Linked DNA regions of Mus musculus: region 1 is linked to region 2. A link is a loop called in an ENCODE intact Hi-C map of the cell type or tissue named here. Cell type or tissue: heart. All regions are shown on one strand. Each heading gives the region's core, and the rest is flanking DNA. Links, peaks and the distances in the headings are about the cores only.

Evidence for each region. A loop is a pair of places that touch in the nucleus more often than their neighbours do. Peaks named below come from ENCODE experiments on the same cell type or tissue, not always from the same donor. Only the 100,000 strongest peaks of a DNase experiment are listed, where the experiment ranks them.
Region 1: it touches region 2 in a loop (4-fold over the local background); 9 of 42 quality-filtered maps call a loop at or near these places.

What each region holds. Positions count from the first base shown.
Region 1 is chr11:49,103,924-49,113,816 of GRCm38, forward strand. It overlaps Olfr1396 (olfactory receptor 1396), which reads right to left and starts at 9,834. Exons shown (of 1, transcript NM_146337.1): 1 at 8,854-9,834. The coding sequence starts at 9,801. The coding sequence ends at 8,854. In heart, for the core only: CTCF peaks have their summits at 2,060 and 5,031 (motif pointing left); no DNase peak of the experiment used is centred there.
Region 2 is chr11:49,246,993-49,256,885 of GRCm38, forward strand. It overlaps Mgat1 (mannoside acetylglucosaminyltransferase 1), which reads left to right and starts at 3,560. Exons shown (of 3, transcript NM_001110150.1): 1 at 3,560-3,663; 2 at 4,558-4,682. In heart, for the core only: a CTCF peak has its summit at 3,853; DNase peaks (open chromatin) are centred at 1,889, 3,029, 3,579 and 6,269; H3K4me3 peaks cover 2,090 bases; H3K27ac peaks cover 2,939 bases.

The DNA of each region.
Region 1 (9,893 bases), core at 651-8,650, 140 kb before region 2:
CATCATTGCATAGCCTGTTCCTATCTCAGGCTATTAACTCTATATTTGTAAGAATGAAAATTTTATTATGAAAGACCTTCATCAGAAACCCCACCCCCATCACCACCCAGTGTTATAAAATGTAATGTGGAGATGGGCAGGGGTACCTGGTGGGCTCATGCCAAGTTGCCCCCCTGAGAAATCATGCCACGAGACAGACCTGATATAAGGGAGGTCTATTTGGAGAAGAGAGGGGGAGAGAGGACAGACTGGAGAGAGGAAGAGAGGAAGGGGTAGAGCAGACAGACGGGAGCAGAGCCATAAGGTCAGTGAAGAGGGAACACAGGAGGACAGAAAGAAGGACCAAAAGAGAGAAAGAGAGGCCAGCCACGAACAAACATATGGGAGGAGAGACAGGGAACAGGGATGGGGAGAAGGAGGGGAGAGAGGAGAGGGAGAGAGAGCGAGAACTGGAGTTGCAAGCCGTCTTTTTTGTACGCTACTGGTGTGCAACCCACATCTGGCAGCAGATAATTGTGGCAGGTGGTGATGTAAGCCACTGGTAAGTCCCTGGGAGGAGCCTAGCAGTATCACCTGTAATCTAACACCCAGTTCTATTACATAGCTATATCTTACATTGCTACAGAATTTAGTTGATACAAATTTAATGTTTTCACTGGTATGAATTTTTTATTGATATAAAATTAGGATTAGTATTGTCACTCTTACATAGGCACAGCTTATATTCATATTATTTGAGTTGTGTTTTCATTGCTGGGGCATATTTGGGTTGAAGATTTACTGCAACACAGTCCTGCTTTCTTTCTGGTCCCCTGTAATTCTCTCGTGTCCAGTCCCATTGGCCACCACATGTTCTCCCAACATTGAAAACAGACACCAGCTTCAAGGCCTTGACCTTCCAGTGTTACATCACACAGAGGTCTTTTCCCAGACATGTTCACGCCATCTCCAGTCCTCACTGAACACTCCCCTCACACCCTATTTAAAGGTGACTTTTTCTTCCACTCTGAAGCTCTTTTCTGCCTTGTGTGGCCTGGCAAGCAGTACCAGTGTATGGTATGCTCTGTCTACAAAATTTTGCTAACTTCTGGTCCTCACTAGAACTTATGTTTCCTGATGCTGCTTTTGAATACCATATTGATCCCAGGCTCTTAACGAAGTGACTGTTATGTTCTCAGCAGATATTCTTTGGCTGAATAATATTTATATTATCCAGAAAAACCTTGTGAAAATTTTTGTTTCGGCTCACATGTTTCAACTCTGTGTGCTGGGTGTTTAGGCGGTGGTTTTGTTTTGCTTCCTTTGGATGAGAGCATTAAGAAGCCGCTTCGTCCCCACACTGTTCTTTGGAGACAACATATTCTGTGTCCCATATCAGCACTTTGTTTGTTTGTTTGTTTGTTTGTTTGTTTTGAGACAGGGTTTCTCTGTGTAGCCCTGGCTGTCCTGGAACTCACTCTGTAGACCAGGCTGGCCTCGAACTCAGAAATCCACCTGCCTCTGCCTCCCAAGTGCTGGGATTAAAACCACCGCCCAGCACAGCACTTTTCTTGATCCCCACTTTCACTGCCTTCCTACTGCACACAATACTTCAACTCAGGGACCCACGGATGGTCTCACAGACAGAGAGAAAGAAGGTAAGGAAACATTAATAAGACATTAAGAAGGGCTGGAGAGGTGACTCAGTGGTTAAGAACACTGACTGCTCTTCCAGAGGTCCTGAGTTCAATTCTCGGCAACCACATGGTGGCTCACAACCATCTGTAATGGGATCTGATGCCCTCTTCTAGTGTGTCTGAAGACAATGACAGTGTACTCATATAAATAAATAAATAAATAAATAAATAAATAAGAAAAGAAAGAATGGGAAATGACTCACTTTCTCCTTTCCTCCAACACTCCAACAACAGTAGGACAGACAATAGGAGGAAAAGGATGTGCCAATTCACAAATAGAAACTGAAAAATGAACCATCAGCTTGGCATAGAAACTGTGAAGTTAGGATGGAATAACTGGGAAATGACTCTCAGTTATCTTTGGTTGGGTGTCCTGAAGAAAACCTACCTTTAGAGGGAGTTCTAGCATTAAAATAACCATTTTCCTCTTCCCCTACTTGCTCTTACTAGGTGAGAGGGCCAGGGAAGAACTGCTCCGTCTGACCCAAGCTCCCTCCTTGGTCTTCACTGACCCAGAGAGAGGGAATAGGGAACACAGCATCCATACTCATGAATGTCTGGGATTCATCCCATACCCTGTGGCCTATTTCTATCTGGTCAGGAGGTTTGCTTCATAGGTCTACACCCATTGTGGCTGCCATCCCTCATAGGGTATAGCGTACAGGACCAGAGTGCACATCCTTTGTGCCCGCCATCCTTCTCTAGTCTTGCTCCATTGTGTTCACCCCAAAAGTGTCCCAGACTTCACAATAAACTTTATGGTCAAAGTTTTAATTTTTTGACATGTTCCACACGTGTAAGCCTACCTTTTCACTGACCAATCCTGTCTGGGAAGACTAATGTTTTACCCTGTGACCTCTACTTCCCAAGAGCAGAGATTCCTCCAGGCTTATGGTAGGACAGGAATATGGGACAAGTGTGAATGTGATAGGTTAAACATCTGCTCTCATGGAATTGCCTGCTTAGTTTTAGTAAAGCACAACAAATATACAGTTTTTGACAGTGTGAAATGGTCACAACAAACCCCACTTTTTACAATGTATATATGCTAAGGAAAATAAAATAAGTGGCATAATACTTTTATAACTAATGTTAGTGTCCCTGATTGCAAACTTAGAAAATTATGAACAAATAATGGAGAGGGAAAAAATGCATCAGAGTACAGGAAAACTGAAGAATCAGGAACCATAGGAGTTGATATACTTGGTCTAGTTTACACACACTTAATGGGGGGAGGGGAGAGATGGCTCAGCAGGTAAGGGCACTGGTTGCTCTTCTGGAAAACTTGGGTTTAGTTGCCAGCATCCACATGGAAGCCTTTTATTCTTCTCTCTTACATTACCTTTCCTCCACAGTTTCCCCTCCCTCTGCTTATCCCAGTACCTCCCCCACCTCCCCTTTCCCCAAGATCAACTCCTCTTTTTCCCTTTAAAAAACAAACCAACAGAATAACAACAACAAAACCAGCCCCCCCCCCCGACCTCCCCAGGGATATCCATCAAATGTGGCCCAACAAGATGCAATAAGACTGGGCACAAACCCTGATATCATGGCTGCACATGGCAACCCAGTAGGAGGAAATAGGTCCCAACTGCAGGAGAAAGTCAGAGACTCTCACTCACTGTTGGAAGTCCCACAAGAACACCAAGCTACACGACCACAAGCTATATGCAGAGGACCTAGCTCAGACCCATACAGGGTCCGTGTTTGTCACTTTTATTTCTGCGAGTCCTTTAGAGCCTTGCTTAGTTGATTAGTAGGCTGAGTTCTCATAGTGTTCTTGACCTCTCTGGCATCTACAATCCTCCCTACCTGTCTTCTACAGTGTTGCAGGATATTTGATCACACTGTGAATCTTAGCACACACCTTTAATCCCTCTAGCTGGAATACAGACACACCTTTAATCCCAAAGTTTGTAGAAGGAAGCAGCCATGTTTGAAAGTCATGTCTTACTGAGTGGCAGAAAAAGTGATGAATCAGAGAAAGATTTGACAGAATAATATATGCCCAGCTCTCATGAGGAGAGAGAGAGGGGGGGGGAGAGAGAGAGAGAGAGAGAGAGTTTTACCAGGAGAGTTTTATAGAGACAGGTTGAAGAGAGAACAAGCTAGACCCAGGTAAAGACAGAACTGAAGAGCCCAGAGTAATTCCAGACATTGGTCTGCTGCCCCCATCTCAGTGCATGTCCCCAAGCACTGCATTCTTTTCAGCTGCAGTAAAACCACCTGGCCTGCCTTAGCCCCATAAACGTTGAGATAAGACTGTTGTCTTAGAATAGCCCTGAGCCTGTACAAACATCCTGCTACCCGCTACACCCTGGGCCTGAGAACTGACCCCTAATTTATAAATTCCTTCTTTATTATCCCCTGAACATCTATCTGCCTATGGGCTTATGCTTCCAAAGGAGACTGCCCCTGCCCTTCAAGGTTGTTTTTGTGAGCTCCCAAGCCTCACTGTGACCCTGTCCAGTTAGAAGTGTTTCCCAGATGTGAATAAAGTTGCCTTTGGTTTATTTCTGACTTTGGCGGTCCTTTCTTCGTTATTTGCGTGCCCCATGACCCCGACAAGAATGAGGAGCCAGAAGATTAGAACAGATTGCTAGAATTAGTTATAAGTCAAGCAGAACGATTTAGGAGAGTCAGAGAGTATGGGGGGGGGGGGGGGGAGGAAGTAGGGAAGAAGCACACTGAATTAGTCAGCAAGGACTGAAGTTTGAGTCAGAACAGCTGAGTTGAAATCAGCCAGCCAGAGATCAGAAAGAACAAGAAAGGGTGAGCTTATTCAGCAGCAAGTTTCAGAGGCTGAAAAACATTCTAGGCCTAGGTAAGATTGTATGGAAGCTAGAAGCTTTCCAGGACCAGGCTCAGGTTTTGCAGATGGAGGCAATAAGCCTCAGAGATGGCGAAACACGCCGGGGCCTAGCAAACACAGAAGTGGATGATGATCACAGTCAGCTATTGGATGGATCACACGGCCCCCAATGGAGGAGCTAGAGAAATTACCCAAGGAGCTAAAGGGAACTGCAACCCTATAGGTGGAACAACATTATGAACTAACCAGTACCCCCAGAGCTCTTGTCTCTAGCTGCATATGTATCAAAAGATGGCCTAGTCGGCCATCACTGCAAAGAGAGGCCCATTGGACTTGCAAACTTTCTATGCCCCAGTACAGGGGAACCCCAGGGCCAAAAAGGGGGAGTGGGTGGGTAGGGGATTGGGGAGGTGGGTATGGGGGACTTTTGGGATAGCATTGAAAATGTAAATGAGGAAAATACCTAAAAAAAAAAAAAATACTTTTACACTGAATGGTGTCCTGGCTCCACCTAGTGTTTGGCTGTGGGCTTTGCAGCTACTGCCATAAGTGCTTGATGCCTCTCTGATGACTGTTGGGCTAGGTACCAATCTATGAGTATAGCAGAATATGATTAGAAATCTTTTCATTGACCTCCCTCCCACACTCCAGTCATGTTTGGTTCTATCCTGGGCCTCTGGACTGTCCTGCCTCTAGCTCCTGGCCATCCAGGCAGTGTCAGACATAGGCTCCCTCTTGAGGCATGGACCAGTCATGGTTGGCCACTCTCACCACCATCACTGCATCAGCACGTCTTGCAGGCAGGACAGATTGTAGCCAACACCTTTCTTAAGAATAGGCCTACATGCAGGCAAAACACCCAAACACATAACAAGACGATAATATATTTTTCTATAATAAATAACCTAGACTCAGAATCTCCCTCATGACCAGGCATGTTGATTGCCTAGCACCTGTAGTGCAATCTCTCTCTCTCTCTCTCTCTCTCTCTCTCTCTCTCTCTCTCTCTGTGTGTGTGTGTGTGTGTGTGTGTGTTGTGATCTATTAAGGCTAAGCTAGACATTTCAAGAGAGCAGGGAGTGCATCTCTCCTGTTCCCTCTTCCTGTTGGTCTCCATTTTCTTTCCAAGTAACCTCCTCAACCCTGTTTTTAAAAAACCTTCATTTTTGCAGACAGAAACAAACCCATGATGTTCCCCTTTCTGAGTCTGTTTTATTTCAATAGCTTTTAATTTATAAGACACTTTGTCCAGTTAATTGAGTTGTGTGCCTGGACAAAAGGAAGTTTCTTGTGACCCCAAATTCCCCAAATGTCTGGGGGATAGTAGCTGATCAATAGATATCTGCCAATTGAAAACCTGATTTGGAATTAAGTTATCAGCTCATGGTAAATCTTTGTACAGCTTTTCCAGATCCTGGGTTTAAGACTCATGGTAGACCTTTGTGTAGCATATCCAGGTGCTGGGTGCTGCAAACATAATAACAGCAAACTGGCTTTTGTTCAGTGTCTTAGTTAGGGTTTCTATTCCTGCACAAACACCATGACCAAGAAACAAGTTGGGGAGGAAAGGGTTTATTCAGCTTACACTTCCACATTGCTGTTGATCACCAAAGGAGGTCAGGACTGGAAGCAGGTCAGGAAGCAGGAGCTGATGCAGAGGCCATGGAAGGATGCTATCTACTGGCTTACTTAGCTTGATTTCTTACAGAACCCAAGACTGCCAACCCAGGGATGGCATCACCCACAATGGGAGGCCACCCTAGATCAATAATTGAGAAAAATGCCTTACAGCTGGATCTCATGAAGGCATTTCCTCAAGGGAGGCTCTTTTCTCTGTGATAACTCCAGCTTGTGGCAATTTGACACACAAGACCAACCAGTACATCCAGGCAATGCAGTGGAAACATAGTATATGCCCTAAAAGATCAGAAAAAAGGAACACCCCCAAATCACTATGACTTAGGTGAAAGTTAGAAAAATATTTTTAATGCTTTTTTTTAAAAACTATTTATTTTTAAATTGAAACAAGTATTCAAAGCTGTGCTGAACTTCTAATCCTCCTGCCTCCACCTCTCAAGTGCTAGGATTATAGGCATGTACTACTCTACCCAGGCTATCAACTGGGCTATGTCCTCAGCCCAATCTTTTTCTTATACATGCTAGGTTGGCTTTGAACTTGCAGTGCAACTGAGGATGATACTAAGTTTTTGAGCATTCTGATTCCACTTCATGAGTTCCAGATTGATAGACATTTGTCACCAAACCCAGTTTAAAGCAGAACATCTTTCAAAATTTTGTTTTTATTTACTGAAAGAGTCTCAATAATCTGTAGAATCAAGCAACTCTTTTGCCCCAGAAGTATCTGGGACTACAAATCCTCACCTTCACGTACAGGTATCCAAAACTTGTTAGTGATAATTCTTGTTTTCTCGGGAGAGGGATGAATTAATTCTACATGTTTCGTGCTTATGGATGAAGGGTTCTGGTTGGTACATAATATGTATGGTTTGATGCTTGCAAAATACGAGGGAGATGTAATGTGCATGAGTTTAACCAGGAACACTTTCTGGAAGAAGAGAATCTGGTCAGATTAAAATTTTGACAAGGCAGATGTTTGGGGTAAGAAGAGAAGAGGAGCCAGAAAGATGTTTAGTACTATAAACACTAAAATCAGTTTGCTGGTTTGGCCTCCACCTAACAGGCATCAGCAAGAGATCATCAGCAAAGTTAAGTTATGCACGCCCACACAGTGGAAATTCTGGCAGCTACAAGGACACACAGCTTCTATTTTCACAAATCCTTGGAGATTTCTTTTGGCAATTAGGGTTCCCAGGGAAGGAAGTCCCCCTGTAAGGTTCTTTGAAATAAGCATGTTCACTACAAAATGCCTGTTTTGAGAATTTAACTCAGCTGGCTGTCTACTAGCCTGTCCCCATGGCAGCACTATGCTTTTGTCTGTCTCTCTGCCTTCTCTGTTTCTCTCCATCTCTCTCTCTCTCTCTTTCTGTCTGTCTGTATTTCTGTCTGTCTGTCTGTCTCCATCTGTGTTCTCTCTGTGTCTCTCTCTGTCTTTCTCTCTCTGTCTCTCTTTCTCTCTGTGTCTCTGTGTGTGTGTCTCTCTCTCTGTCTCTCTCTCTCTCTCGGATTGAATTCAGCATCCCCCAGACATTCTTCCATCTCACCCACCCCGCTTCTTAAGAATCATATTTATTAATGCTGTTGTTCTCCGTGAGCAGAACCTAAGACTGAGCAAGCACCTTCCTGGGGCAAAACTTCCAGAACTTAGTTTAAAACCCTCCCTCCCGCCACCCCAACCCCCCGACTGCTCTCTGCTTTCAAAGAGATCATTGGAATTTCAGGAAAAAATGATTTTATTACAAATGGGGACAAACAACTGATGCCTGGCTCAGCACAATGGATGTGAGTCCGATTTATAGTCAGAATGTAAACAACATTGAATAAAAGTTCAAATTTTGCTGAGGTCTTCAACTTCAAGAGGAAAACAGGTTAGTCTATACAGTCAAAAGTATGAGACAAGAGACCTGCAGTGTCTAGATGATTGGGGTTATCTTAAGCATTATGTTTAGATTCAGCCTCAAGCAAAGGAAAAATGACAAGAACAATTAAAAACAGAAGTGATAGACACTCACATTTTTGCTATAGGACTGTGTGCATCTACTATAGGACCATGTGCATCCATCATTATAGGACCGTGTGCATCCAGTACTCCCATGTTTACCCTATTTCTCTTGAGTAGTACAATGTTCCATTTTTATTCCTTGAAGCAACCTTAATAAGGTTTCGCAGTACAAAGACGAGAAATCTCTAAAAAGAATTCTAGAATCTTGCTTTCTGCCATCTGGAAGATTTTTCACTTTTGCCATTAATGGTGAGCTGTACAATATAAATAACAGAACAGTGGTAGCATTATAAACAAATAATGTGCAAGACCAGTATGTAAATTAGAGAAAAATGGTAATACAGGCCTCGGTGCCTGGAACTTAAGAGACTCTGTGAACATCAGTGAGAAGGGTTAAGTCTTCTGGTAAAGAAAACACTCCAGCTTTAAGTGATAAACGATAGCATCTCAATGCCCTGGTACTGCAGCGCTTGAGTTAACAGAGCTTTCCCTTCCTCTATAACGTACTTAGAAAGAAATCTGCAAAAGACTGAGGGGGGGGGGGGAGGAATCCATTTATCACAAGAAATACAGTTAGTACTGGTTTAGGGTTTATAAAGTTCTGTCCAAGATAGCAGGTGTCAAGCACCTCATTGTTTATGATTAAACTGTGTGATTAAACACAGATGGGAAATTATTTACTGGCTATAACACAGCTATGATAAGAGAGAGTCCAACTCCAGAGCTCAGGGCTGGCTGCCAACCCTGCATCGGTCCAGCCCTTTCTGCAGTGCTCCTATCACATCGCGATTCCTCAAGCTATAAATGAGGGGGTTGAGCATAGGAGTAAGGACTGTGTAGAAGATAGACACCATCTTGTCCTGGCTTGGGGTTCGGTATTGTCTTGGTCTCAGGTAGATGAACATGGCTGCTCCATAGAAGAAAGAGACAGCTGCCATGTGGGAGGAACAGGTGGCCAGAGCCTTTTTCTGGGATTTAGCAGAGTGCATATGGAGTACGGTTCCTAGGATGCGGGTATAAGAGGCTACAATGATGGAGAAGGGAAACAGCAGCATGAAGATACAGCAAAAAAACACTATCTTCTCAAATAGGGATGTGTCCACACAGGCCAACTTTAGCAAGGAGAGCATCTCACAGAAGAAGTGGTCCACCTCCCTCAAGCTACAATAGGGGAAGGTCATTACCACTACCATCTGCACCAGACCATCTGCTATCCCAAAGGCCCAAGAGCTCCCAATGATCTGCAGACAGACCTTCTGATTCATGAGGACAGGATAGCGAAGTGGGTGGCTAATGGCCACATAGCGATCATAAGCCATGAGTCCCAGCAAGAGCCCCTCAGATCCCACAAGACAGACAAAGAGGCCAATTTGTATGCCACAACCTACGAAGGAGATGGACTTCTTGCCAGACAGGAAGTTGACTGCCATCTTTGGCACATTGGTACAGACCAACATGATGTCCATGAGGGAGAGCTGACTGAGGAAGAAGTACATGGGGGTGTGGAGTCGGGGGTCAGTGCAGATGAGGAGGATGAGGAGGGCATTCCCAAACAATGCTGCTGTGAAGACCAGCATGACCACAGAGAAAAGAAGAAGATCTCTTGGGCTGTAGGAAAAGATGCCCAAGAGGATAAAGTCATCTGTGGATGACTGGTTCAACCACATGGCCATGCTCAGCTGCTGTACCGGGTCATCTGAAAACATAGACATAGACATATTCATCCATACTAACACAGAAAATCAACACAGATACCCGGTGGAGG
Region 2 (9,893 bases), core at 706-8,705:
TCTTTCCTCAGTGGCCTGAAGCCTGAGAAGTCTGCCCTGAATAGGTCTTCTGGCTCTGAGCTGTTTATCTTGTCTGAAGCTTGTCTGGACTCCTGAAGAGACCAGACTTTTGTGTGTGAATCATGGTTGGATGCGTCACCTTCCCTCCAGCCACTCAATAAATGCATGGTTGCCGGTCTTTGCTCATGTATGGGGATCATGATTTCTTATGGCAGTGCCTCCTGAGTGACCTATAGGGCATGATATGTTCTAGAAGACTTCCTAGTCCTACGGAGGAGTCCCTCCTGGCCCGTGAGTACCTAAAGCACCCAGAGTACTGAGGAGGTGTGTTGCATTGATTGATGGCTTTCAAAGTGTCAGGTCTGTTGTCTGCTTTCCCTCAGTGTGGGGATTGCTTTTCTAGTTTGAGGAGGAGCTATGGAGGCCCTGAGCAGTAAGAGCTCACTGAAGGGGTGTGGCATATGCTGATTGTACTTGTGCAGTTGCCTTTAGCATCAGCCTGCCAGGGAGAGAAACTGAGTGCCCTGACAGCCTCTCTGGTAAGTCCTCTCCTCTGTAACATGAGCTAGATAGAGGCTTTCAGCTGCCAGAACCCAGCTCTCCCATCTCCTGTGACTCTTTGGTCAGACATTTCTTTCCAGCCTTCTCATGGGATCAGCAGATTGCTAGGGTACCACACTCAAGTGTGTCAGGCTGTTTAGCCAGGACTGGTGGTAAATTTAATCACACGTTGTGTGGGGATTTTTAAGTGGATTTATTTAGACCTTACTTTATTCTAAAGGAAGCGCAGGTAGCTAATGAAGGATTTCAGAGGCATTGCTCAGTGTCTACATTGTTAGTAAGCTTGATTTTCTTTCTCTATCACTTTGTGGTTTGGGACAGACATGTTAGGAAGAATGAGAAAGGAAACTTAAACACCAGTTTAACACTTTGGTTTTGTTTCCTCTAACGGCTTTAAGCCAAGGTTTCTTCAGAAATTCAGAGCATGAGTCCTTTCCAAACTGCAAACACTTTCAGGTAGCCAGGCTGGAGTTTGTGAGCAGCAATTTCCTGGAAGTTTTTACTTTTTTTTTTCTTAAGTTCCTTTTTGGTGGTAGCAGAGTAAGCAGGCAAGCATATTACCTCTTAATTCTCTGTTATCCTGTGACTAGATCTACCTGTTTTTTCCATTTGCACATAATCTGATCCCAGGCTCATCCCCAGAGTCTAGACAGGCAGCTCCCATTTCTTACTTTCTTCCCTAGTGTAAGCTCTGTAGAGCCCAAGGCCTCAGTACTGATACGTGCTTGTTGCTTAGACCAAATACTATTACCCTTGTTTAAAATTTACCCAATCCAAATTCTATGTTGTAGCCTATTTTTTTTCGGAGGCAGGGTAGCCTTTTTGCTGGGGATCATTCTGTGAGCCTTGGAATTTAAACAAAGGGCTGAAGAGATGGATGTGGTGGGGAGTTTCTGTGTTCTGACCTGCTTCCTGTCTAAGTGCCTTGGCAGGAAAGTCACTCTGACATGGCCTGGGCTGCCTCGTCTTCACCATCTTCAGGACCTACTATGTATGGATTTTATCCAGGATGGTGATTTGTGCTCCTTATATTTTGGATATCTTCAGACCAGTTTCCCAACTTTTTACACATCCAGGGAACTTGGTCATTTTTTTCTCACACTTTGGCACTGAGTGTGAAGGCTATAAGTCCCTAATTCCTTTTTATGGGAAGTAGAAAGAGGCCTAAAGTATATAAACATTGGCATTCTCTTGGCACATGCATGGGCTTGACTTTCCTGTCACAGTCTGTGCAGTCAGCTAAACTGGAAATAGTGGGCATACACACACCACACCCACACACAGTCCTCCTCCCTCCCTCATGCGTCAGCCCTTTCCTCTACGTGAGGGCAGAATTCCAGCTGCTACTGTGAAGCTTCTCCGCTGCCCCACTGTGTCCTGTCACATGGGCACAAAGCCATCTCAGCAGTCCTTCTCAAGGGCTCACCAGGGTACCAGGTTTGGAAGCTGAAATGCCTAAATCTAAAATCTGGCTATGACTTCTGACTTAACAGCTTCCATACACCCAAAGCCTCAGACTTCTCTCTGCTGAGCTCTGCAGAGATGCGGGAGAGTGTACAGAGAGGCCAAGAAAACAGGCTTGGACGGAAGGGCAGCTTCCTAGTGTCTCCTGACAACTTTGTTTTACTTCCTCACCTGCCCACAAGGGCCCTTAAGGTACTCCCACTTTCTGCATAATTCCTGGTGTCTGGTACGAACAAGTTAGTGAGTAACACTCAGTAAGCACAGACCTAAAAGTCCCGGTTACCTTGGGGACTCTGGAACAGTAGTGATGAAGTCTGTAGGTAGGAGGGTCTGTCTGAGGTTGAGTATATCTAGTAATCAACTGGCAGTGCCTCTGCTCCCCTCATGGGTGAAAGATCCAAGGGTGGTTGGAGCCAAGGCTTATGCAGAGGGCCAGGCACAGCAGGATGTGGGAGCCAGTGGGGGCTGTGGTACCATGGTGAGTGGACAGTAGGGATTCCCAGACATCTCTGATTCCAAAATGGTCCTGTCAGTGAGATGTGGCTTACTGTGAGTTGCTAATAATGCACGGCTCAGATCTCAGAAATAGTTTGTGCTCCGGGGCCACTGCTGACATCTAAATCAGACCCTGAAACTCCTGGTTGTCATCTTTCCTCCCCCACTCAGGCTGCTTGAGGCTCTGATTGAGGTACTTACCAAGTACTCTGTTCAGTTGGGTCCTGATGAGTCTCCCTGCCCCTCCCATGTTTCTTTTGCTTTAAAAAAATACCAAGGAATACAGATCCAGGGGTTTCCTTCCCCCTCCCATTCATTTTTAGGGTTACTCCAAAAGCCTGTGATTGATTCTTTCCTTCCTCAGGACTTAGGTTCAGTGTACAGGCCTGACTTTGGTTTCCCCGCCCATAAAGGGGCACACACACACACACACACACACACACACACACACACACAAGACAGAACTGAAACGGCGGCAGGCTGGCTCTTACCCACCTTGGGCAGCAGGTGTTTCCTCCCTATCTTCCCTTTTGAAACCGAATACTTGTTGCTTGCACACCCTCACCCCTCTCTTGCTGTTTTTTTTTTTCAACTAATAGTCTGCAACTTCCCTCGCATAGAGGAATGGTTCCCAGGTTCTTAGAATTGAGGTTGGTGAACGCTCTTCTTGCTGAGGAAACGCTTCTAACACCACCAAGTGCTGCACCCCTCAAAGTCGGTGAATCTCTAGATTCACTGGGCTGGACAAGGGACACTCTTGGGAAAAGTCTTTACTGGACAAGGCTCAGGGTGTGAGTGGGGTTGGCATCTACACAGGAGCTGCAACTGAGAGGGAAAGGGCCTCAAACAAACATCTCTGCTACCACTGCCTTTCGAAGTTGGGGGACTTGGGAAGACCCGTTGTTTAGATCTTGACCGGTGATCAGGAAGTCAGCAGTAGAGGAAGGCCCTGGAAGGAGGGGCCAGCGCGGACTCGCCCGTGGCAGGGCGGGGACCAACAGAGGGGCCTAGGGGCTGGGGAGCGCCGCCCCGCCCTCCCGGGGAAGGACCACATTGCCGGCTAGCAGGAAGGCCAACCAGACCGGACGAGGCCGCTCCAGCGCTGGGTGTTGCCGGTCCGGGGCGAGCCTGGTTCCAGGCGGGGTGAGTTGAGAGGATCCGGTGAGCTGGGCCGGGGGACGCCAGCGTCCTCAGTCCTGGGGCTTGTCCCAGGAGGACAAGGACCCCGGAGGAGAGAGGCCGCGCAGCCAGGGGAGTCGGGTCTGAGTCCCGAGTGTGCTCCAAAGCCAGGGCGGTGAGAGTGGCGGGCCCGCCCGGGGCCGCGCAGCGCGCAGTCTCCCCCACGCGGGGAAGTGGGAACTTAACGCACAGCTACAGGATTCCTGGCCTTCAGCTGCTAGAGGGAGGGTGGCTTCTCCAGGAGGAGCTGTTGTGAAACTCGGCAGGAGGGCACCTTGGGTGCGGGGCAGGGCAGGGCAGGGCAGGGGAGAGATGGGGTCGCCCTGAAGAAGTGGGAGACTGGAGTGGAAAGTGGACTTTATGCAAGCCTCACCCCAGCGTCCAGGCTTCATAAGTTACTAGGGCTGGCTTTTGCTCAGCCACAAGGAAAATTTGACTCAATGTTGAAATATGTGATTTGGCAAGAAAACTTTTTTTCCTAGCCTCCTTTCTAGTATGTTTGGAACAGGGGGCTCCCAAGAGGTGCAGAGCCCCCCCATTGTTCAAAATGTGGTTCAGAGGGACTGTGGCCCACCCATTCGAGTCTCCATGGAAGAGTGGCCTTCTGGTGAAGCTTCTTTTTCTTTAACCTTGGCTACTGTAAGGCTCTCGTGCTTGAGAATATTGCTGGCCAGCTTGATTGCCTGTCATTAGTACTATTTAGACTAGAGCGTCCTTGATTCTGGGGTCTTCCCGTTTCCAGTCACTAGTCCTTGACTTTTTAGCATGGAGATCACCAGTAATGGCAACATTACATCCCACTTCTGTTTCTCAGAAGGCTGTATTACAGTGTGTTCAAACTCCATGTCATTGCAACAGGTTAAACTCACTTTCTGCTTCGGACGTCAAGGTATTGCCATTCTAATCCAGACATCAAGGGCGGTGGAGAAGACAAAAGTCGGTTGTCTGTTTACAGAAGAGGAACTGAGGCAGTGGTTCTTCAGGTAACGGCTTCAGGGCTGTCTGTCTGGTGCCAGGCTATAGCAGCATTGTGTTTCCCTTTGACCTGTTCCCAGGTGAATAGCCTGTATCCCTCCTAGGTCTTACCCTCTATACTCTTGAATTATTTAGCATATCTACTCGGACTTCTTTTCAGTTCTTCTTCCCCTCTGAAATTATGGAGCCTGGTACATCATACAGAGTCTAACAAGAAAGTAATTCACTTAGAGAGCCGTTATCTGTGATGGACACTATGTGCTCTGTACTTGTTTAAGCTGTGCTTGCTATCATACTGGCAAAGCAGAAACAGGAGGGACAGTTCATCAACGGTTCTTCCATTTCGAGACTTAGTTGTAAGGCTAGAGTAATGGTTGCTCTACTGCTCCTGGCTGGAAGTTGACTATTTGCTGTTTGCTTGTTGCCTAAGAAACAGCCTCTGACAGAGAGGGGCAAGCATGGAATCCAGAGTGTTAGAAGCTAGATGTGCTAGTGCACGCTTGTAATATCAGAACTCTGCAGGCTGAGGCAGGAGGAGCATCAGGTGTAGTAGGCAAGCTTGCACTATGTGCACCGTCTTAGAAAGGAGCCTGCTCTTATGCGCTCCTTCAGATTAGAATGTGAGAAGGCCCCAGAGGGACTGGCAAGACTTGCCAGAGCCACCTGGCAGCTGGCAGAACCTTCAGTATGCCGAGACTCAGGTCTCACCCCACCATGGTGCAAATGTTGTTGTGCGTGGTGGTGTGGGTTCACCTGCTAGTTTCCTCAAAGGAGTCCTAAAAACACTGGAACCATGAAAGCAAGTTTTAAACTGAGTGTGCATATTACAGGCAAATCTCATAACTGATATATTAAAAACTCAGTTCAGGGTTGATGGATATTTTATTTTGTTATTTGTTTGCTTGCTCTTGTTGTATGTTATGTTTTGTTTTGGTGTATGTATGTATGTATGTATGTATGTATATATGTATGTATTTGAGACAGGGTTTTTCTATGTAACCTTGGCTGTCCTGGAGTTTGCTCTGTAGACCAGGCTGGCCTTAAACTCAACAGAGATCTGCCTGCCTCTGTCTCTGGAGTATGTGATCAAACGCATGTACCACCATGCCCCGCCTAGGGTATTCTATTTTTAAAAGGAAAATATGGCAAAAGAGTTTTCAAGAGGCTTTGTTCATAAGTGCTGTTGCAGTTTAACTTTGTCCTCTTCTCACACACTGGTAGGGTTTTCCATTTTCATTTCTCTTTTTAAAAAATATTTGTGCATATACATGTTTTGCCTGCATGTATGTTTGTGCAGCACTTGCATGCCTGTTTTTTTCAAAGGCCTAAAGAGGCCCTTTGAATTGGAGTTACTGAGAGTTCAGAGCTGCCATCTAGGTCTGGGAGTGGAACCTGGGTCCTATAGAAGAGCAGCCAGTGCTTTTAACAGCTGAGCCGGCTCTCCACCTCATTGCTCTCTCATAGGAATGGTAGGAACTAGCAGTCTCCTTAGGAACTGAAGAAAGCAAAAGTGAGCCAAGGCTGCCTAAAGAAAAAGCTTCAACTGGCCATGCCGTTGACGTCTTGGAGCACTTCCTTCTCTTTGGAACCCAGCCACTGAGTTCACTGGAAGCCTGGGCCACATGAAGGAGCACATGATGGTGACTCCGGCCAGTGTCCCAGTCAACATCAACATTAGATTACACATGTGTTATGGACCATGCATCTATAGGAGGCTAGCCTTAGCTTTTGAGTCTTCCAACCCGAGGTCCCAACGTAAAACAGACAGGTCCTTCCCTCTGTGCCCCACTTTCTAAATTCTTCAGCTATTGCTATTGGATGAGGAAATAGGTGATTGTTACAGTCTTAAGCCAAAGAATTTTGAAGCAATTTGTTATTTGCCCCCAAATAAAAATACTGGTAAGAAATGTAAGTACAGTTGTCTTTAAGACTGAGGCTGGGGACCTGAAGGGAGCAGGTCCAGAGAGCTCTCACCCTGCTTCTCGGGAATTCTGGTCCATTTTCTCGTGATTGCAAGGACTGAATGACTGCTGTAATGAGTTATCCCAAACTTCCAAACTTTGTGGGCTGTGGGCTTTCATGTCGCAGTCCAATGGGGCTGGTTCCCTTTCATACTCTGTGGTTGATTCTGGCGGGCGGTCAGCTGGACCCTCAATGTCCTACCTTGATCTGTAGCCTGGATTCGGCTCAACCTTCCCGAGTGTCTCCTGCCTCATTACAGGTGTGCTCCATCACACTCAGGTGCCTTGTCTTTTAGGGATGACTTGTAGGAGTCACAGGGTCTCAGAATCAGAACGAGGGAATGTGGTGCTCCCTCCTCCCCCAAGGAAAGACGTCCATCATCCTGAATGAGAAGCTTACAGGAGGGGAGGTGTGGCAGCATCTGTGCAAAGTGCAGTTCTTCACTTTGGCTGCTGTTTCTATCGTCATTCTCCCTTCTTTAGTTAATACTACAGATGGTCCTTCATGCACCCTCTCATCACACTGTACACATGGACCAAGCACCGTAGCGGGTGTAGAGGACACAGCCTCTTTTCTTAAGGAGTGAGGTAAGAGCTAAGGAAATACAGTCTTGGATTCTGTTACAACATGGAGAGAGTGCAGTGAAGAGTCGTCATGGGAGGCTCGCTTGTATCTGGGATGTCGTAAGCCTAAAGGATGTCAATGTTCTTAGGTGGGGTATGGGTTACATTTCAGGAACAAAGACACAACAGTGTGCAACAGTAGTTACTGGAGAAATAAGTAGCCTTCTGCGGCTATTGTATTGGATCCACGTCGTTTGTGGTTGGAAATGAGATTGCATCGGGATTAAAGTCTGCTGTTGTGAAGCCCATTTCTGTCAAACTAAGAAGTTTTCATCTTTTTCCTGTGGGCAGTGGCAGCTTCTGAAGGCTTTTAATATTAATGTGTTTAAGATTCTGTTGCTACCAGAAGGTATTTAGAGAGAAGCCACAGGTAGACTAGATTAGCTGGGGAGCTAACATCAGAGGTTCCAGCTTAAAACAATATTCATAATAAACAGTCCAGGTGAGAGGGTGTGAACTGAGGACTGGCAGTGGACGGTAACTTTCAACCCTGGCATAACTCTGAGGCTTCTAGGGCTGCTCACATTTCTAGAGTTAGAAGGGGTTCGTGAGGCCCAACCCCTGACAGGAGCTGTGGACAGCTGCTGGCTTCAGTGGGAGAAAAGCATGAGTTTGGTTTTTTTTTAAGGCGTGGCTCCCGCAGCACAGGAAGACCTCCAGAGCCAGCCAGCCTGGACCCACAGGGCTCACGGAGACTGAAGCACCAACTGAAGAGCATGCAGGAACTGGACCTAGGCTCCTGCACATATGTAGCAGATGTACAATGTGGTCTTCATGTGGGTCCCATAACAATTGAAGTGGGTACTTCTCTGACTCAGAGTCTCTTGCCTGCCTTTGGATCCCTTTCCCTAGCTGCCTTGTCTGTCCTCAGGGGAAGAGGATGCACTTAGTACTGATGCAATTTGGATGTGCCAGGGTGGGTTGGTTCCCCGGGGATGGGGTCGGGGTGCCCCTTCTCTGAGGAGAAGAGGAGGAGGGACGAGAGGAAGCGGGTGGTAGGGTGGAAATGGGAGGAGAGGAGAGAGGGGAGCTGTGATAGTGATCTAAAGTGAATGAATAAATTAATGAAAAAGGAAATGTTGCTCCTGGTAGGTCCACCATGGTCCAGGGAATGGCTCGACACTCATGAGTATATGGGCAGCACAAATTGGAGTGGAAACAGGGAAGTTGTGGGTGGGTTTAGTCTCCCTCTCTGTCTGTCTCTGTATCTCTGCCTCTCTCTCTATCTCTCTGTGTGTGAATGTGATCAAAAGTTATACAGTATATGAAATTCTCAAAAAAATGATCTGGTGTACGTACTCTGTTATAAGATCAGAACACTGCACCGTGATCCACCATGCTTATTTCTGTAGCGAACTGCGAATAGACACCGAGGTGCAATGGAGAAGATTGTTAGCCTCACATTAAATTAGATCGGATGCTGCCGGATGAGGTGCAATGAGATGTTATTATCAAATGGGTTTTGAAAACTTTTTTGGGTGCATTTTGGATTGGAATGGCAGTGGAGAGATTGCATGAATGTGGCATTCATACTGAAGACGCTGTGTAGGCTGCAGGTGCATCTGTGTAGGCTGCAGGTGCATCATCTAAATGTTGAAGTTCGTGGCTTGGCAGTGCGTGGCGCTGGTCCCACCTTGTGTTGTCTTTTGCTGGTTCCACTGGTGTGGATGGTAATGGGGAGGTGTACTCTTATGATCTGAAGGCATCAAGAAAGAATATCTTGGCATTTATTTTGTTATGTAGCTGGTACTGTTCTAAATATGCTATGGAATATCTCATCCAATCCTTAAAGCAACTTGCTGAAGTATTCAGTTATGCTTTCCATCTTAGAGGTGAGAAAACTGAGTCTTACAGATATAGAAAAACACAGGCTGATGGCAAGCCTTGCTTCTTGGGTATCTGGCTTTGATTATTATTATTATTATTAATAATTATTTTAAAATCTGTACCAAAGTGCATATGGTACCAGAGGGGACTGAGCAGTGCTCCCTGGAGGAGCTTCCACCCCATCAGCCAAGGCTCATACCTCTAGACATGGCACCTGCTGTAGATGTAGATGTAGATGTAGATGCTGCATCATTCCCAGCCAGTGTAAGTTCATACACTACTAACATCCAGACGTGGATGAACGCCCTGCCCTGAAGAGTATGTAGGAACATGACACAGGGAATCTTGATGAGTCTGTGTGGAGAGGCAGCTAGGGCTTCAGCAGGGGAACTGTGCATTCTTGTGGCAAAAGAATCAAGTATTGTTGGAGGGTTCATAGAGAAGGGCTGAGGAGGGGGGTAGGAAGAGACTAAGAGCCAAAGAGAGAGAGGTTTTTCTATGAGCTATCCAGCCACTCTAAATGGCTGTAGACTTGCTAAAAATCCTGCTGACAGGCAATCCAGGCTTGCTTTGATCTGCACTCTAGTGAATGCATTGCACCTAGTTCAACATCTAGAGAAAACAAGTCATTTGAAAGTAAAATCACTTGAAGGGTAAGTAGGGATTTCTTGAGGATTTGCCGCCATTCTGAGAACTTGCAGATAGAACTGAAGTGACAAATCAAGGCCACTGTCCTATCCCAGTCATTTAAGGTAATTCCTTTCGCTGTTTGTCTCCCATCCTTTTGTTTTAAAGACTTTCCCCTAC